Linked DNA regions of Homo sapiens: region 2 is linked to region 1. Evidence: read pairs that join two places in POLR2A ChIA-PET (ENCODE). Cell type or tissue: endothelial cell of umbilical vein. All regions are shown on one strand. Each heading gives the region's core, and the rest is flanking DNA. Links, peaks and the distances in the headings are about the cores only.

Region 1 (4,403 bases), core at 149-4,148:
CCTTCTGTGGCCACGTGAGGTGATACTCCCTGTTTACCTTCCGCCATGATTGTAAGTTTCCTGAGGCCTCCCCAGAAGCTGAGCAGATGCCATCATAATGCTTCCTGTACAGCTAGTGGAACTGTGAGCCAACTAAACCTCTTTTCTTTATAGATTACCCAGTCTCAGGTATTTCTTTATAGCAGTGTGAGAACGGACTAATATAGTTAGCTACTGTTTTTCTCAAGAGGCTTAAACCAGAGTGATTCCCACAGCAATGGCATCTGTCCTTATGAACATAAAGGAAAATTTACCAGGAAAGGGAAAAGAAAGGGGGTGGGTGGGTGCTAAATGGCTGAACACATTCTAGTGTCTTCTGGATCACAGAATTACTCTCCAATAAGCACCTCCTACAGAGTTTACGTGCCCTGTAATCCAGAGAAATTAAAAAAATTATAATAAATTCCTACTGGTGCATTTATCTTCTGACTTATTATGTATCATAGCTTCTGATAAGAGGGCTGTTTTTTAGATGGTGTATTAATATATTTTAGAAATAACAGTCTGATAATAGATTAGAATTTGTGAGAAGGATAGTTTATAACCATTTTGTTACTCACTTCTTTCAGCACAGTGTCAATGGAAGAAGGTTATTTTTCTGGAGCATTGAAAATTGTATGGCAATGCTCTTATGAATAAAAATATCTAATTTTTTCCCTTCAGCTTTTTTTCCTTTTCAAATCACAAATGTGTCATATTTTTTTCCCTGTATAACGCACATGCAATTTTAGTCAGGGTCTGTTTTTCAAACTGCCTTTGAGCAAATTGGTATTAACGAAAATGCAGTAATAAATTCTTGATCTCACCATATGTTTTAATAATATTCAGAGTGTTCAGATTAGACCAGAGTTTCTCAATCTCAACCCTGTTGGCATTTTGGGCCAGATCATTTTTCCTTGAGAGACTGTCCAGTGCATTGTAGGATGTTTAGCAACATCCTTGGCATCTATCCACTAGATACCTATAACACTCCCAGTCATGACAACCAAAATGTTTCCAAATGTTGCCAAATGTCCTCTGGGGGGCAAAATCACCTTTCTCCTTCTTTCCCAGGCTGAGAACCACTGAATAAGACAATGTTGAAACAGTGCTGTGTGAATTAGAAAAATTAAGCTCCAGCTCTTCATTTACAAATCCATGCTTAGAAATCTCAGAGTTGTATCACCAATGTATTAGAAACTCCAGGGCTAGGCCTGGCACAGTGGCTTACACCTATAATCCCAGCTCTCTGGGTGGCTGAGGAGGGAGACATAGTGAGACCCAGTCTCTACAAAAAATAAAAAAAAAACTAGCCAGGTGTAGTGAGAGATGCCTGTAGTCCTAGCTACTACAAGAGGATTTCTTGAGCCCAGGAGTTTGAGATTGTAGACTGGAGTTTGAGGGCACAGAGCAAGGCCCATCTTAAAAAAAAAAATAGAAAGAAACTCCACGTCTTTTTGAAATTAAACTTAAGAATATTTGTTTGTCATGTAAAATGTTCAGAAGAACCCATTATCATTGACTAATTGCAATTTTTTCAATACAATGTTGGTATTAATTAATGAATACATATTAACCCCCACCCCCTTCCCCTAGAGATCAAAAGGAAGCAACTGCCAAGGCCTCAAGCTCTGTCTACCTTGCCTGGCCTCCTATACTTTCCTCACAAAGGTTAGGATTGTTTAAATGATTATATCTGGAAAAATACAGGCTTGGGACTTCTTGATCTGTAAGATTCTCTCTTAAAGCTATAAAATTCAGTGATTTTTGACAATCTTCAGCAAGTGAATAGCTTTTGCAATTTTAAGTAACCTTAACTGAGAAATCCATGGACTTGTTAGTGGGAGAGCCGGGCAGTTGCTTACCAGGTTCTTCAAGCATCCCCTCCTAGGCTTGCTTACTGTTAGCAAGGACAAAGCTTGAGAAATTTGGAAGGACCTGCTGTTTCTGGCATAAGCCACTCTCTCTGTGGCTTTACATAAACTATTGCTTGCATAACTCCTGTACCCTACTGCTTTATCAATGCATCTTTTAATTTCCTCCTTCTACCCTCCAACTCACACTCAACCACTATCTGCCCCCCACCTCCAACTGTCCCCCCACCCCCCCCAATACAGAGGACATTTCCTCCACAAAATGTTTAAAGGAATAGACAAAAATGTCTGCTATTAAAGTTAGTCAATAATCAACTTTGCGGAGTGGTGCCAGATGGTTGCATGGTATTTAATAAAAGTTGCTTCACTTTTTTCCCTCCTAATTTACCACTTGTCTTTTTGTTCACAATTTGAGTAAAATAAGTCTTGCATCAGTGGACCAGGGAATTTTTAGCTTGATATTAAGACACAGTAGCTTGTCCGTAATTGTTGCAAGCTGGATCTTCTGGCTGTTTCAAACAACACCTTCTCTGATCAAAAACCTCTCTTCATTTACAAGAATTTCCAGAATTAACTTTTGTTTGGCAATGCCTGGCAATTAGAAATAAATGAGGAAGAAGGTACACTCTTGAAAAACCTGTATTCACAATTAGAGGTGGTAGGATAGGTCATTTGGTTCTCATTCAAAAACGATGTATGACAATTAATTTTAGATTTATTTTATCCTGTGTTCCATAAGTAAAGGATGTTCCTGTTTAATCTTTTGAGTATCCCATTGATTTCTGAAATGCTGTATATACAAATAAGACATCTCTATAGGATGCTGATATTTTATCTTTCCAGAACATGAAATGGGCACTAATGAACTTTTGTTGTGCACTAACTCTTGAGTTAAACTCTCAATAAGTACAATTTCCTCTATGTTCAAGTGGGAATATCATTTCTACAAAGCTACAGAGTTAAATGTTTTCCAAATACCAACTGAAATGTGCACAGCAGATTATTAGTTGCTAAAACAACAGATCTAAAGGTTGTTTTCTTGATTTGGGATTTAATTTTGGACAAAAAATTTATTGTATCTCAGTTTGAAGCCTTTGTGTTCTCTAATCTTTTTTCTTTTTACAAATGTTATTCTGTTTTTTATTTAGAGTTAATGCAAATTTTTGAAAATAACATAGCTAATCTACTACATTAGCCAAGAGAAAAAAAATGGGAAGTCTTTTTTTAAAAAACGAATTTTAGCCTTATTGCATATTTCCAGTATAAAAGTAAGAACAAAAGTACAAAATGCCTTCCACCTGGATCTTGCAAATTATGGCTTTGGTGTCTATCAGGTGACTTTTAATGCTTGAGAGAATCATTTATGAGTAAAGAGCAAAGGGAATCCAACTGCACAAAGCAGATGGAAGACTGGGATGCAGCCAAGGGGTTGGGCAGAAGAATTTTTAGATTATATTTTCCTAACAATAAATATCTGGGAAGATTTTTGTTTCCAGAGAGTTTACTAAAAAAAAGTTAGTCTATTTCTGTTCTGTGGCTACACAAAACAGTAAGGCAGATTTCTACAATACATAAAGGCATAAAATAGGCAATTTAGATGTCTGTATCTACTCTTTTTGGGCCACTGAAGCACAATGAGACCCTCAGTGTCTGCTAACTGCTTATTAAGTTCTTAGTTTCTTGTTTAGAACAGCCTGAAGTTTGGATCTACAGGTAGTTAATAAAGAAGGTACTCTATTAAATACATTATAAATAAGACTGTTGACATTCTTGAGTGTCTGAATGAAGTAATTCTTCTCTAGTTAAGCAATTACTAAATGGATAAATGTCTTATTTCAAAAGCAACTTTAGTACATGTTTGCATTTTCTTTAAAAAAAGAGGAGGAAGAGTAGAATCCTTCAAAGCATTCGGAATATTCTCATCATGCTGACCTTGAAAGAAACATTTTACTGAAATATGCACTATTTTCTATAACATCTTTATGTTACCATTTCACTTTTTGGAAATGATAACAATTATGTGCCAGATAGACAGAGGGAGTCCCCCCCACTTCATAATAGTGAATATACGTAAAATTCTGCTTGTTACTTATTGTCCATCGATATACGTTCATATAATTACACATAGTACTAAAAGGTATGCCTTTTTACCTTTTAAAAAGTATTGCAGTCATTGGAATCTCTTGGATAAATAGGTTACCAGAAATAAACTTAGATAGTAAAACATTGTGGTCCTGAAAAACTGCACACTACTTTATTTGGAAATAGTAGAATTTGCAGAATGTTGCTATAAAGGGCATGCTACTCAAATTACTTGGTTCTGAAGACTTTTACTATGAAAGCAAAGTATTTTCTGAAGGAGTAGAGCACAAATAGCTAAATGTTTGGGGCAAAAATAGAGTTATTATATTATCATTTTGTAAAATCCTCTCCAATTTCACCATGTGTGTATTGCAAGTCATGTTGTTGAAAAAATGATATAACACAAGAAATGAGAGGTGTCAAATGACT
Region 2 (4,403 bases), core at 97-4,096, 120 kb before region 1:
AAAGTCCAATGTATGCTGTCAGGACTTGACTAGCACTGTGTCTAGTGAGAGTGCTGAGGACAGTTACACGGGGGGCTGATTGGATGAATGAGAAACTGGGAAGAAATATGCCAAGTCAGGGGATTACTGAGGTGGTACTGGTCCAGCCCAGGAATCAAAAGCTTTAATTGGAGAGTAGCTGAGAAAATAGCTCAGAGGGGAGGTAAAGGTGTTCTGCAAATTAAGTGACAAGAAATAGTATTGAGATGTTGAAATCTAGCAGACAGGGAAGTATACGCATTAGTTTACACAGATTGCTTTAGAGATGATGATGCCAATTAGCAGAGATGGAGAAGAATATGGATAGTTTTGGCTTGGGCAGAGTTTTAGTTTTGGACAAACTAAGTAATCTTAGGAGATTAGAAAATTTTGATTCTCATCTCTCCCATCTTTCACACAGTGGCTACAATATACTGGGTGCTCAATATATGTGAGTCACTATGTGAAGAACTTGAAGAATAGGCTCTCATCTGGGTCTCAAGACTACTTCTGAGGTTCTTTCTGTTTTACATGTAAGGAAGTAGAACCTAAAAGAAGAAGTCGTATGATAGATATCCTATAGCCAGTAAGTGTCAGAGCCAGGATACAAGGCCAGGTTTCTCTGAATCCAGGCCCAGGCTTACCTAATACATATGGCTATACTTTTGTGTATGTTGTTCCCTTAATCAACTAACTTGTAATTCCTGGTGACCAGGAGTCACATCTTGTACTGCTTGATGCAAATCACTAAGCTCTCAAATCACTAAGTACTAGACTGTCTGCATTTAAGTATTCAATCAGAATCTGTTGAACAAGTGAATGCTGAAGTCCACTTAATGGTCTCTGAGGGGCTTGGAGAAGTCGAAACTCCCATATTTACCAAATAAATATGTTCTTGTACTTAAGAAAATACAGCTGCTTAACTCAGTTGGTTCGAGCGTGATATGAATGAGGCCAAGGTCATAGGTGTAATTCCCTTGTGGGCTGTTTCACTTGGGACACTTTTTATGCTCTCAATCTTAAATAGAGTTTCTGGCAAATGCAAATACATACAATTTTCCCCAAGGGAACCAGGGAAGAAAAGAAGAAAGAAAGAATCGGTGCCAATTCATCACTACTGCTGGAAAAACAACTTGAATAATATTACCTACTCCTGGTAGGTCACTGGTGTGCTTTATGTTTACATATGAAGAATTGTTCATAATTATGATGTGCTGTGCTTGAATTTGTTATACTAAAATACAAATTAGGACACGCACATTAAATAGAAGAGCATATATTAATTTAAACAAAACATTAAAATTATTTCTTGAAGACTTTATAGCAGAAGAAAATATCCTTGATTCTCTTAAAAATGAATTTGATTTATTCATAAGAATACCTTTACTAAATTAGGTGATATATTCCTGAAGAGTTCTCTAGTCATTGCGTTATAAGACATTTGCTTTTGGAAGAGAGAAAAGGAAGAAAGAAACTTAGCATATAATGTATTGTGCTGGAAAGGTTATGATGGTTCAGGACAGATGTTCCCTTAATATACAGCTTACTTTCTGTGTGATCCAGGATGATTTATTTAGTCTTTCTGTGCCTCAGTATTTTACCTGTTAGAATATCCTGTGGACCCTACAGGGTTGTTCTGAGGGTCTAGTGAAATGATCTGAGTGAAGCACTTCACACACAGGTGGTCTTTTAAAAAAAAGTTCCCTCCCCTCTTTATGTCTCAAAACACTTCCGAGTTTATTTCTCTGAATTGTAAGTGGTGTGAATAATTAGGAAAATTGTTGTGAAAAAAGTGGTATCATTTAAAAAATACCTGTGTTATGTTAACATCAAATATATCTTTTAAATGGTTGACATTTGTTCCCAAGAAATTTTTATTTTGGTTGGTTCTCCATATGGGCAATTTTTGTTTTAGAAATAAGAAAGTATAACTTCCTGTAATGATTTTGCCTTTCCTTTTGGCAAAGGTGAATTTTAGTTTTTTTCTGATGTAATGTAAATGACATTGTAATGCAAACAGTAGGCTCTTTGAAGAACAATAACTTCTCAAAATGGGCTTTGGAATGCAGAGGTTTTCATGGCACTAGCTGCTGGAACAATCATCTTTGTGAGTCATTCTACAGAGTAGAGTGTAGTTCATCTCCTTATCTGTAAAGAATAGGCTTCAAGATCAGGCATTATGTGTCTGCTTGGGTCAACTACCCTCTGTGTAACACCAATATTGTTCTCTTCAGCAAACAGGCAAATTGGCATCTTTGGAAAATTAGATTAATTGCAAACTCCAAAGGAAAACGGATTGACTAATGCAAGACTCAGTGCTTGCCAAATAAGGTATTTGGAAACGTTCATAGAAAAGAAGGACTCAGCCCACATCAACCTCTGGGCACCCAACTCTTTTTCTTTCCAATGATTCCATTCTTCAGCACAGAGCTTACATTGTGCTGAGCCTCTGTCCTCTGAGTGGTATCTATTAATCTCTGTTACTCATATTCTCATTTTTCTGACTAATGTTGCTCTAAGAAAATTTAGCAGAGGAAAAAATAAAAATATAGCCTGTGAGGGGAGTGATAAGGACAAATATATGAAATAGATGGAAGAATCAGAAAAAAATTCAGAGTGGAAGCATTAAGATGAAGAATTTAGGCAGTACAATTTGTCATGAGTTGTATTAACCAATAAAGAAAATGAGAAGTTTGTGGATTAATATTTTAAACTCATATCCTGAATTAGAAGCCAGCAAATCAATGCCAGGAATGAGCACATGTACTCTCAATTAGCAGGAGGGGGAAAAAAAGTGAGTTAGTTAATCTGCTTTAGAACCTACCTTGGTTCAATTTTGCATTCTGATCAAACAATTTCAAACTAGTTGTCATTTACTCTTAAATTGCTGGTACAAGAGGTTTGCTGTAAATAGAAGTACTAATTGCACAGACTTGAGCCAAGCACACATACTGTATGCTGGGTATATTTGTCTTTTGCTGTATAGCTCTGCCAACGAACCTGCTCCTGCTGTTTCTACCCTTTCCATTCTTGGGCACAGCATACTCATTTACTAAGCTCTCTGGTGTGCATGTAGGTGTGAAGGTATGTGTGTGTGTGCATGTGGTATGTGTGTGTAGATTCTTATAAATAAATAATAGCATGAGCATTCAAAACAATTACCTTTCATTTGTTCTTGGGACTTCAAATCCCATTTCTCCAAATGGGGAAGCCTACTGTGCTAGCCTAATGAGCCACGGATGTCCTGTTGTCATTTTCACTCTTTCAAGATGGCTTTTGTCTCTCTTCAGTTTCACTACTTTCCATAAAAAGTACAAAGGGATTGGCTATTATATTGCTCTCTATTCCCACCTCTCTCAAGCTACTGCTTGTCACTGAGCAATAACTGAGAGAACTCTTTATGCGAACTAGATGGAATTACTGATAATCGGGGGTTGGGGGTCAGGTCTCAGGTTGGGGCAAGACTCAAAGCTGTGCTGAAACTGAAAAGGGCATAACCACCTAAATCTAACTGCATACATCCTTCCAGGAAATTCTTGGAATGTGAATTTTATAAGTTATGAAAGGAATTGTAAAGAAATGATTTACACATGCCGTATACCAATTGGCAGGAGATGATGTAGTGTTCTTTTCTTATTTCTTAAAAAATCCAGCTTACTAAAAATATTTTCATAATGTAGATTCACTGCAGATCGTCAAGGATGAGCAAGTACATGGATGAATTGACACTGAACCCTGTTTTGACAATTTCCAGGGGGAGGCATCCTCATGCCCGTTCCCTCCATCAGGGGAGAGGTTAAACTTCCAAAGCCAGTGCATTAGTGACTGTTTACCTCAAAAGTATTTTGTTTTATTATGACATGCAGTATTCATCACCTAGACAACCAGCTCCTTGGGAAGGGCGTGCCAATCAAAGAAAGTCAAGATAAAGCTCAGAAGTCAACATTGAAAGTACAGGATTCAAATCAAATTAAAGAAACACTACTGAGATTGCTAACCATTTGACTTGTCTATTGTGTAGGTCTCAGACACCAGGAAACATGACTTTGCAGATATTTCCTCCTTAAATGAACCATCTGTGTATTTACTGGGTCCAGAATTAGCGTCTTTCCAAGTTGTTAATAAACTGAAATCTTTGACGCTACCTTCATCATGTAAATGTATTGTTTTCTGTAGTCAACTCTAAGGTCACAGAGGAGACTCCTAACAAATGAATTCTGTCTGGACACAAAGGAAAAATCGGAATTGGCAGATACTCTCTCGGTTACTCCCTGGTTGCAGTTAATGAGCAGCCTGTTCGCCTGCAGCCTTTAGACAGGGAACAAGGGGCACAGCTTTTCCCACTTTATTGGTTACTGACTGGGAAAGAAGGATTCCACTAGCAC

What was found. Peaks named below come from ENCODE experiments on the same cell type or tissue, not always from the same donor. Only the 100,000 strongest peaks of a DNase experiment are listed, where the experiment ranks them.
Region 2: POLR2A ChIA-PET joins it to region 1 with 8 read pairs; 3 of 35 experiments call an interaction of 5 or more read pairs at or near these places.

The regions. Positions count from the first base shown.
Region 1 is chr7:116,492,535-116,496,937 of GRCh38, reverse strand. All of the region lies in intron 1 of CAV2-DT (CAV2 divergent transcript), which reads left to right. Among named protein-coding and RNA genes, the nearest start is that of CAV2-DT, 4.8 kb to the left of the region's middle. In endothelial cell of umbilical vein, for the core only: no CTCF peak of the experiment used is centred there; no DNase peak of the experiment used is centred there.
Region 2 is chr7:116,614,649-116,619,051 of GRCh38, reverse strand. All of the region lies in intron 2 of COMETT (cytosolic oncogenic antisense to MET transcript), which reads left to right. Among named protein-coding and RNA genes, the nearest start is that of MET, 55 kb to the left of the region's middle. In endothelial cell of umbilical vein, for the core only: no CTCF peak of the experiment used is centred there; DNase peaks (open chromatin) are centred at 2,201 and 4,061; H3K27ac peaks cover 1,873 bases.